2 separate regions of the Homo sapiens genome follow, and region 1 is linked to region 2. The links are chromatin contacts, found by Hi-C or POLR2A ChIA-PET in ENCODE. All regions are on one chromosome and are shown on one strand. The core of a region is the stretch at or near the end of the contact, and the rest is flanking DNA. Distances in the headings are between cores, read along the strand shown. Region 1 holds the start of SHOC2 (SHOC2 leucine rich repeat scaffold protein). Region 2 holds the start of CFAP58-DT (CFAP58 divergent transcript).

Region 1 (4,070 bases), core at 778-3,277, 6.6 Mb before region 2:
CTAATGTGACTATTATGCATTGTATGCCTGTATCAATATCTCATATAACCCATAAAAACCTACTATGTACCCATAACAATTAAAAACTAAAAATAAAACTGAACAAGCACCTTGGGAAAATGCAGTACCCTTAAAGACATGTCCATAATTTGAAACTGGGATTTCAATATTGTTTTATATGTTGGCTTTATATTAAATTTCAGACATTTGAAAGTTACAAACCTTAGACAAAACTTTTATTCAGTTTTGTGTTTATTTTTGTCTATTTTTCAAATGTGTATTTATAATTACATAAAAAGTTTACAATATACTTTATGTCCAAATAAAGACAAAAGGCTTATCATACTCAGTCTAAGTTCCATATGTGGCGAATGGTCATTTGCATACTTTATTCCTAAAATTCTTTTCACTGTCACACAGCAAAACATCAACACTTGATAAATTCAAATTATAAATATAACCTTACTGAATGTTACAAATTGGATGCAATAGCTAAGTCTCTTCAAGTACACAGTAACAGTTCTACAGTCCACAGCATGGAGGATGAGGGTAAAGATTAGTAAGTACACTAATAAATTGAGGTCTTTAAAATTAAAACTATTTTTCAGTGGTGTTGCTGCATTTAGTTACAAAAACACTTGGTTACACAAATGTACCTTAGGATTCTGAAAACCGTAACAAAAAGCTTTTGATATAGTAGTCCCTCTTGAGTAGAAACTAGACGCACTCGGTATCTAAGAAAAGTATACGAAATGGCACAGGTGTAAGCCTAGACACTGCTGGTAGTTATCACGCTGGAGGCAAATACTATACAGTCCACATCTGCAACCTAATTTTGCTTCAGCATCCCCAGAGACTTCGAAAATATTTCTTTGGGTAGGTTGCAAAACAGTGCTTCCTCTTTTATTCTCATCACCCCCATTACGATACAAAGCAACAGACAAGAAAAATCAAACTGCCAACTGTAAGGGCTTAAACACACACACAAAGCATCTTCTTTCTAGCTCCCGAATCGGTATTTATTCCACCTGTTTGTAAATCCATAATTCCACAATAACACAAACTGCCTGCTTAAAGAAAGGAAGGAAGAAAAGAAAAAGAAAGAAAAGAAATAAAGAGAAAGGCAAGTTAATGCTTTGGAGTCATTACTCTTCCACCTAGGCATGGGGGGAGGGGGATGGTACAAAAACAATGGATATTGAGGTGCTGGGGGAAAAATCGTCTTGCCCCAAAGCCTCTTGTGTTATGAGCCTGGGGAAGTCGGGGAAGAGTGAGACTACTTTTCCTCTCTCCCTAAAAGCTGTGCTATCACGGGGAGAGGTTGCCATCGGGCATGTTCTACGAGGCGGTCTCGAAGGGCTACAACTCGCTTCGCTAGGCAACACACCCAGAGCCGATCCAGCACTCTTCACTCAAGGGTTTTTAGGGAGAGGAGAACGGGAGAGCAAGGTGGACTCCAGGGAGGGGGCGAGAAGAGACCCCACCCTGTATGACCGCCGCTGCGCCCGGGCCCTCGCCAACGATTTACACGACTCGGGGCGCCCTGCGGACTGGGCCCGGGGGCCCAGGGAGCCGAGAGGAGAGAGACTGTCCGCCGGGGGCCCCCGGCCCGCGCCCTCGCGCCGGCTCGCCGTCGCCCAGGCGCTGTCCGGGCCGCCCGCCGCCGCCGCCGCAGGCCCGGCCCCGGCCGCTGTCACACCCGACCGCCTTCCTCTCCGCGCCGGGCTGCAGGCTCCCACGCGAGCCGGCTCCAAGGGCCCCGCACTCCCGGAGACAGCAACCAGGAAAGCGGCGGCGGCGGCGCCTCCCAGGGCCCCGGCCCCTCGGGCCTCGCCCCGGCGCTGCCGGCTCGCGCCTGTCAGGGCGCACGGGGCCTCCCCCTACCGACAGCCAGCCCGACTGCCCGACGGACAGGAAGGCAGGCAGGAAGAACCGACCAACAGACACCCTCCGCCTCATCGGCCCCGAGTTACCGTCAGGAGCCCCGACTCCGCCATCCTCCTCGCTCGCCCTCCTTCCTCCTCTTCCTCCTCCTCCTAAGAAGCGACGCTGCCCAACCGCCGCCCCCCGCCCGCCCCTCCCCCACTCGCCCCGCCCCGCCCGCCCCGCCACTACTCTCGCTCCAGCCTCCCCGCCCCACCCCTCTGCCGTGGGCCCGTCACTCGCTAGGCAAGAAAAATGGGCGGAACCGGGGCAAGAGAAGCTGCCCAATCAGAGACGGGCAGTGCCGCCAGCTTCTCTCTCTCCGCCCTTGTCCTTTCCTCAGTTCCTCTACGCCGTCTCCCGCCCACTGGGCGCCTCTGGCTAGCCGGGCTACAGAGTAAGCCTCCAGCAGGGTAGAGTGACAACTCCCCGATCGGAAGTTACTGTTGAAGCTAAGGCGGCCATAACTGATAATGGCAAAAGGAGATTCCTGGCTTCCTGTTTCCAGGGTGACGTAGATTTTTTTCCTTCGCCAGTCTCACCGTTACCCGGGGCAACAGCTGAGCCGTCTGGGAAGGGATGCATCTGTAAGTAAGCCCAAAGAGGTACCGTGGGTGACCACACATCCCATGTTAGACAAGTTAATTCATACTCCGGATTACACGTCCAGTTTCCTGGCCCTTATTTTACTGAGACGTCTGGTCACTTACGGAGATGGACAACAGTTTAGGGCTCCGAAATTCCCTCTCCTGCCCGGAAGTTGCATTTGGCACTTCCGAATTGGGTCATGGCGGAAGGGTGTTAATAGCCTGGCCGCCCGTGCCCCAGGGAATGCTTATTTTTGACCTTAGTTGCAAAGTGAGGTGAGTCCGTGGACCCCAACCAGTGGGCCGGACCCGGGCCGGACGGTCCCTGTGGGACAGAGCGCTGAAATGGCGAGCGGGGCTCAGGGCCGCTTCCGTTGGAAGGCGGTTTTTTTCCGGGCTGGCCTGGCGGCGGCCCGCCCCCGTGAGGCTCCCTGTGGGGTGAGGCCGCTCTACAGGCCGCCCTAACCCAGCCAGAGGCAGCCCGGCCGGGAGGACCCCAGCGGGGAATGGGCGGGGACCTCGGGGCGGAGCTCCTAACTCCGGCAAAACGGAGCTCTTGACCACGCCTCCGCAAGTTCCTATTAAGTACTTTCACTCCTTGGCCTTTGGAGGGAGGAGAATTCGGGAACTTCAGAAAATCATTTTCCACCTTCACCTATAAAAGGAAAAGATGAGCCCCTACCACCAGGGCAGGACCTCAATCTTTTTCCCCTGCCACCTGCCTTCCCATTCTGATTTTTCCCCCCTTTCCGCGTCTCTCCTTTGAGTCTTTGTAAGCTTTGACTGCGGTTCTGGTGGTGGGATTCCTGCAGGTCTACAGTTTCTTAAACAACGTGTTGAAGATTTTTGAAAATACTGTATTGCTTTTATATGGCCCTTTACAAAGTTATCATACATTATCTTGTAGTTTCTTCTGTATGCTTGAGTCAAGAACTCTAAGTCATCTTGGTAATACCGGGTTGGATGCTTAAAGCTGCAGCAAAAAGACCAGAACTTTCAGGTAAAATTGAAAATGGTTAATATCCAGCCAGTCAACAATACAGATGCAAACCTACCTTCTCGACTTAATTTCTGCTTCCTTAGTACTTACACGCCAGCCAAAATGAACTACTCTTGTTTCTTTGCTGTTAATTACTGAAATCTGTTGTAGCAGTCACCTTTTGTGATTCTGTATCTGATTCTGTTACCCGTGGAGATGTGTTTCCAGATTCTTCCCAGCAGGAAGTAATTTCCTCTGAGTTTAGCATTTTTTGTACATCTTTTATGACAATCAGTATGTTATATATATATAATAGCGCTTATGTTTTTAGCTTCACTACCATGTCTGCACCTAAATAGAATGGTTTGTATCAGATTCGTCTTCCCGTCATTTTCACCATGCACATGATATTATTTTGGTAAATACTTACTGAAAGTTTGAATATATCGGGTGTCTCTTGGATGCCCAAGACACTTCCAGCCAAGTTTTAGAGACCTTCAATTTATCAGAAATTCAGCTGAGCGCCTGCTACTCAATCTTTGTTTTACGTTTCCCCTGTGAAGTCTTTCTGACATGATTTT
Region 2 (4,029 bases), core at 6-2,505:
GCACAGGGCCCCTTGCTCAGAAAGGCCCCATTCTTGGTTGAATGCTCTGCTGTTCTGTCTTAAAATTATTTGTAATTTTTGAAGAGACTTTGTGTTTTCACTTTGCATCAGGCCTTGCAAATCATGTAGCTGGTCCTGGCTGGAACAGACCGTGGGATGGGTGATGGGGGAAGGGCTCTGATGGGGCCATGAAGGATTTGGGTAGGGCCATAGTGGATGGGGACTGTGAATGGCAAGTAATGACAGGGACCCGAGGCTCTTGAGGTTATACGTGAGGGGGCTAAGGGGCAGGCAGGGAGTCACTGAAGGGTTGCAGAAATAACCCCTCATTGGAGAGGCTGAAAATGGGGTGTACTGTAATATGGGGGAGTGGTGGGGTGATACGAGATGTTAACACAGGAGTCAATGAACACACGGGGCAGAGGTGATGGGCAGAAGAGCCTTAATGAAGCTGTGTGACAGCAGGTGATCACATGTTAGGAAATCAGGGTGTGACAGGTGGACAAGGGCCATTGATTGGGATGACAGCAGGCATCTGTGAAGCTTTCTTCCCGGTTTCCCCTGTGAGATAAGACATCTCCAATATTTCTGTGTGAGCCTCTCTTATGGTATCACTCCATGACTAAAAATCTAGGGCTGGGTGCATGTCACGTGTGGATTTCAGAATTCATTAATTTTCTACCGCACTTAGCATAGCGCCGATGCCACAGTGGGGATAGTGGGGTGTCCACACAAATGAAGGAGAAACAGGAGGTAAAGAGGCCAGAGCCAACGGAGAAAGGCGCGGGAGTGAGTGAGGGTGCAGGGGAATAAGATGTTGATGGGGGGAAATATTGGAATCACCGTTTGTGACAATCGTCAGTAGGAGAGGGACAATGGGGAGGGGTCAAGGGAAAGGCGACAGAGGGGCGCTGACTCCTGACCTCAGCCATCCTGATGCTCTCTGGGGGCGGCCTCAGAGGCTGCTGTGGAGATCGCAGGAGCTGGGCCGGAGTCTGGGAAAGAAGCTAAAGGCGCGACGCGCTGTCTCTATCGCCCGCCCCGAGCGGAAACCCGCGCTCGGCGCGTCGGCCCGTCGCCTGGCAACGGACACGCCCTCTAGGGGCGCTAGCGGGAATTCGAAAGGGGAGGAGCTTCTGCGGCTGGCACCTGGGCAGGGTTCCTCAGAGAAATATGCAAATATATCCCAATGGGGCGGAGCCAAGGAAGTGAGGGGGCGGTGCCCCTGAGAGGCTGGGAGGAGTCCCACGGTGTGGGCAGATGGAGACACCCAGGAGAAAGAAGAGGGCGAATTGGAAGAGGCCACCCAGAAAGGACGGTGTGTGACACTAGGGAGCCAAGCATGGAGAGCCGAGGACTAACGCTTGGAAGGAAATGTGGACCAGAAGGTTCCGGATGAGGGAAGGACTGGCGGCTACACTCTGCCTTCCGAGACAACGAGGAATAATCTCACTTCAGTCAGTTCAACCCTTGTAAAACAGCTACTGTGTGCAAGACACGGAGGGAAAGCTGAAGTAGAGAAACCACAGACGCTGTCTTCAAAGGGTTTAATCTAATATTAGTGATGAGAAAAATAGGGTGCAGAGCTTAAGGCATCCTGGAAAAACGTATGTAGCGCCACATCGCGAAAATCTCTCTTCTGGGACCCCTCTCCCAAAAACGTTTCTTCGCCCTCTTCTCCCCCTTCTGCCTCCACTCTTTCTGGACTTCAGGTACAAATAGTTGAAATAATTATACTCCTTGGTTCATGAAATGTGTAAGACTCCTCTCTGGTTTTATTTTCCCCCTTTATCCCCATCCCTACTCCCAACCCCTATCCTCAACCCCATAGGCATTCATGCTGCTGTGCTTCCATATGTATTTTTGGGAAATGTACAAAATTTTTATCAGTGTATTTTTTAAAAATGTTTAAATAATGCTACTGGACTTTGGAGATTATCTTATTTTCTACTTTTTTCACTCAACATTCTTTTTAAGGATCTGTCCTCGTTGCGATTGGCAAGCATATAGTTCATTGCTTCTGAGTACTGCACAGCGTTTCATAAGGGGCATCTACCACACTTCACTTCCATTCCCCAGGTGTTAGGTAACAAGGCCGCCTCTAATTCTCCAATACATCAAGTAATACAGCCATGATCGTCTTTGTCCGTGGTCCCTTAAGGACCTCTGTGCAAATTCCTCTGAAATATATGCCAAGGAGTAAGATTGTTAAAGTTATAGGGATGCACAGGGACATTTGCTTATGCAGCTGCGTCCTGCACAAACACATCCAGCCATGGGGCAATGGAGGCTGAAAAACTGTCTCTACTCTCTTTCCCGTGCCATGTGCCCTACTGGAGAAAGGTGTGCACTTTTTATTCTCACAAAATCTCTGTACGCCAGCCAAGTCATGAACCTAGAAGGCTGTAACTATCTAGAGGGTGTGATATTTTCAAACTCATCTGGCCAGATGAACAGTTTTCCAAGAGCACAACGATGCCCAGTAGCCTAGTACAAGCCCTGGGTACTTACCAAGCACTTTAAGATTGTGTACCAGAGTTACTGCCCTACGCTGCACTCCAGTGTGGGGTTTCCATCCAACACTTCCATCCATCCCTTCCAGAAGGTGATAGGTCTTTTTTATTAAACACTCATAAAGTGTTTAGTAAATACCAGATACTATTCTAAGTGCTTTGCAAATATTGACTCATCTAATTAGCTAATTTTCTAATTTCTGTCAATATGATGAAAGTAGTGTAAGCTCATTTTTTGCTTTCATTTTCACTTCTCTAACTACTAGTGAATTTTTTGACCATTTCTTTATACATTCATAGGCTACTTGAGATTCCCTTCTGTGAACTGCCTTTTCAGTGTCTGTGTCTATTTTTCTATTGATCTTTTTTCTTTTTCTTTTGATTTACAGATATCTTTGAGAAGCCTGGACATCAATCTGCTTTAGAAGACTAGAAACTCTGCCTTTATGTCTTTAAGGGAACAATAGTCCTTAACTTTGATACTGTGGCTCTTTAGCTCTTTTTTTCCCTATATTTTTTATATAGTTTTTTGGTATTATTTAGACCTCCTTAACCCCACGGTCATAAAGGTATTCTCCCATCATTTTTTTCTATCCATTAGCTTCATAGTTTTACTTTTTTACATTCAGTTATCTAATCCATCTGGAGTTCTCCTTCCCATATGGTGTGAGATAGGGATCTAACTATATTTTTCTCCATGGGGTGAGCAAATTTTCCAACAACCCATGTCAAACAATCCATTCTTTCCAAATTGGTTTGGGGAAGTTTCCAAATAGACATGAGTATGTTCTGAGCTCTCTGGTTTGTTCATGTGTCAGTACCACAAGGTTTTGTCACTGTGGGTTTTTAGTTAGTCATCATGCTTGAAGGGCAAGTTCCCCATTCCAAATTCTTCTGTGTTAAGATTGCTTTGTCTATCCACGGGCCTTTATCCTCCCTTATAATGTTTAGAGTAAGTTTGTCAAGTTTATGAGAACTGTGTTGGGTTGATGAATAAATGCAAGGAAAACTGGCAACTGTGCAGTGACATCTCATTCATGACCTGACACTGTATATCTGGTGGACAAAAAGAGGGAAATGTGGCTGAGTCATAATGTGCATGGAGGTTGCTGGAGAGGTGGCAGATGAACTGGAGAGGCAGGCTGAACCACACTGTAAGCCAAGCTAATAGAAATGAGCTTGAAATGGGACAGGCAACCCAGCTCAGGCTGCTTTGTGTGTTCACAGGAAACCTGATTACACATTGGGACCATCGGTTTGTAGGATTGCCATGATCCAGAGAAACTCCATAACATTTCTGAAAGTATATAACAAAAATAAAGACCTAGAGGGCCCTGGTCACCCATACGTTGCACTGATGTCAAGTGCAGGGCTGTGTGTCTTCCCATGTCCAAGGGATCTCCTAAAAGAGCTTTCATAAGTAGGTGCCCTGCATAGGTGACAGCAGTTCAATCCAGTAAACAATTTTTTAAGGAACGTACTGCATGGTAGGCACAAGGCTGCCCACAGGAAGCAC

What was found. A loop is a pair of places that touch in the nucleus more often than their neighbours do. ChIA-PET counts read pairs that join two places held with the same protein, here RNA polymerase II (POLR2A). Pooled maps may share reads with other maps.
Region 1: a loop to region 2 is called in a map of naive thymus-derived CD4-positive, alpha-beta T cell, with 7 times the contacts of the local background. The contact joins the promoter of SHOC2 here to the promoter of CFAP58-DT in region 2. A Hi-C loop is called at or near these places in 1 of 168 maps with a recorded cell type or tissue (naive thymus-derived CD4-positive, alpha-beta T cell) and 5 of 50 pooled maps. POLR2A ChIA-PET finds 5 or more read pairs at or near these places in 1 of 52 experiments (HCT116).

What each region holds. Positions count from the first base shown.
Region 1 is chr10:110,917,561-110,921,630 of GRCh38, reverse strand. SHOC2 (SHOC2 leucine rich repeat scaffold protein) reads right to left here and starts at 2,027. Exons shown (of 9, transcript NM_007373.4): 1 at 1,974-2,027. It overlaps BBIP1 (BBSome interacting protein 1), which reads left to right and starts at 2,451. Exons shown (of 4, transcript NM_001195305.3): 1 at 2,451-2,510; 2 at 3,418-3,510. The coding sequence starts at 3,474. RefSeq lists silencers at 1,568-1,657, 1,668-2,107, 2,958-3,117 and enhancers at 2,328-2,377, 2,398-2,597, 2,287-2,826.
Region 2 is chr10:104,350,801-104,354,829 of GRCh38, reverse strand. It overlaps CFAP58-DT (CFAP58 divergent transcript), which reads left to right and starts at 1,255. Exons shown (of 2, transcript NR_108036.1): 1 at 1,255-1,712; 2 at 2,903-3,529. CFAP58 (cilia and flagella associated protein 58) reads right to left here and starts at 997. Exons shown (of 18, transcript NM_001008723.2): 1 at 924-997. The coding sequence starts at 932. RefSeq lists enhancers at 1,268-1,327, 2,605-2,714, 2,735-2,784, 3,543-3,602.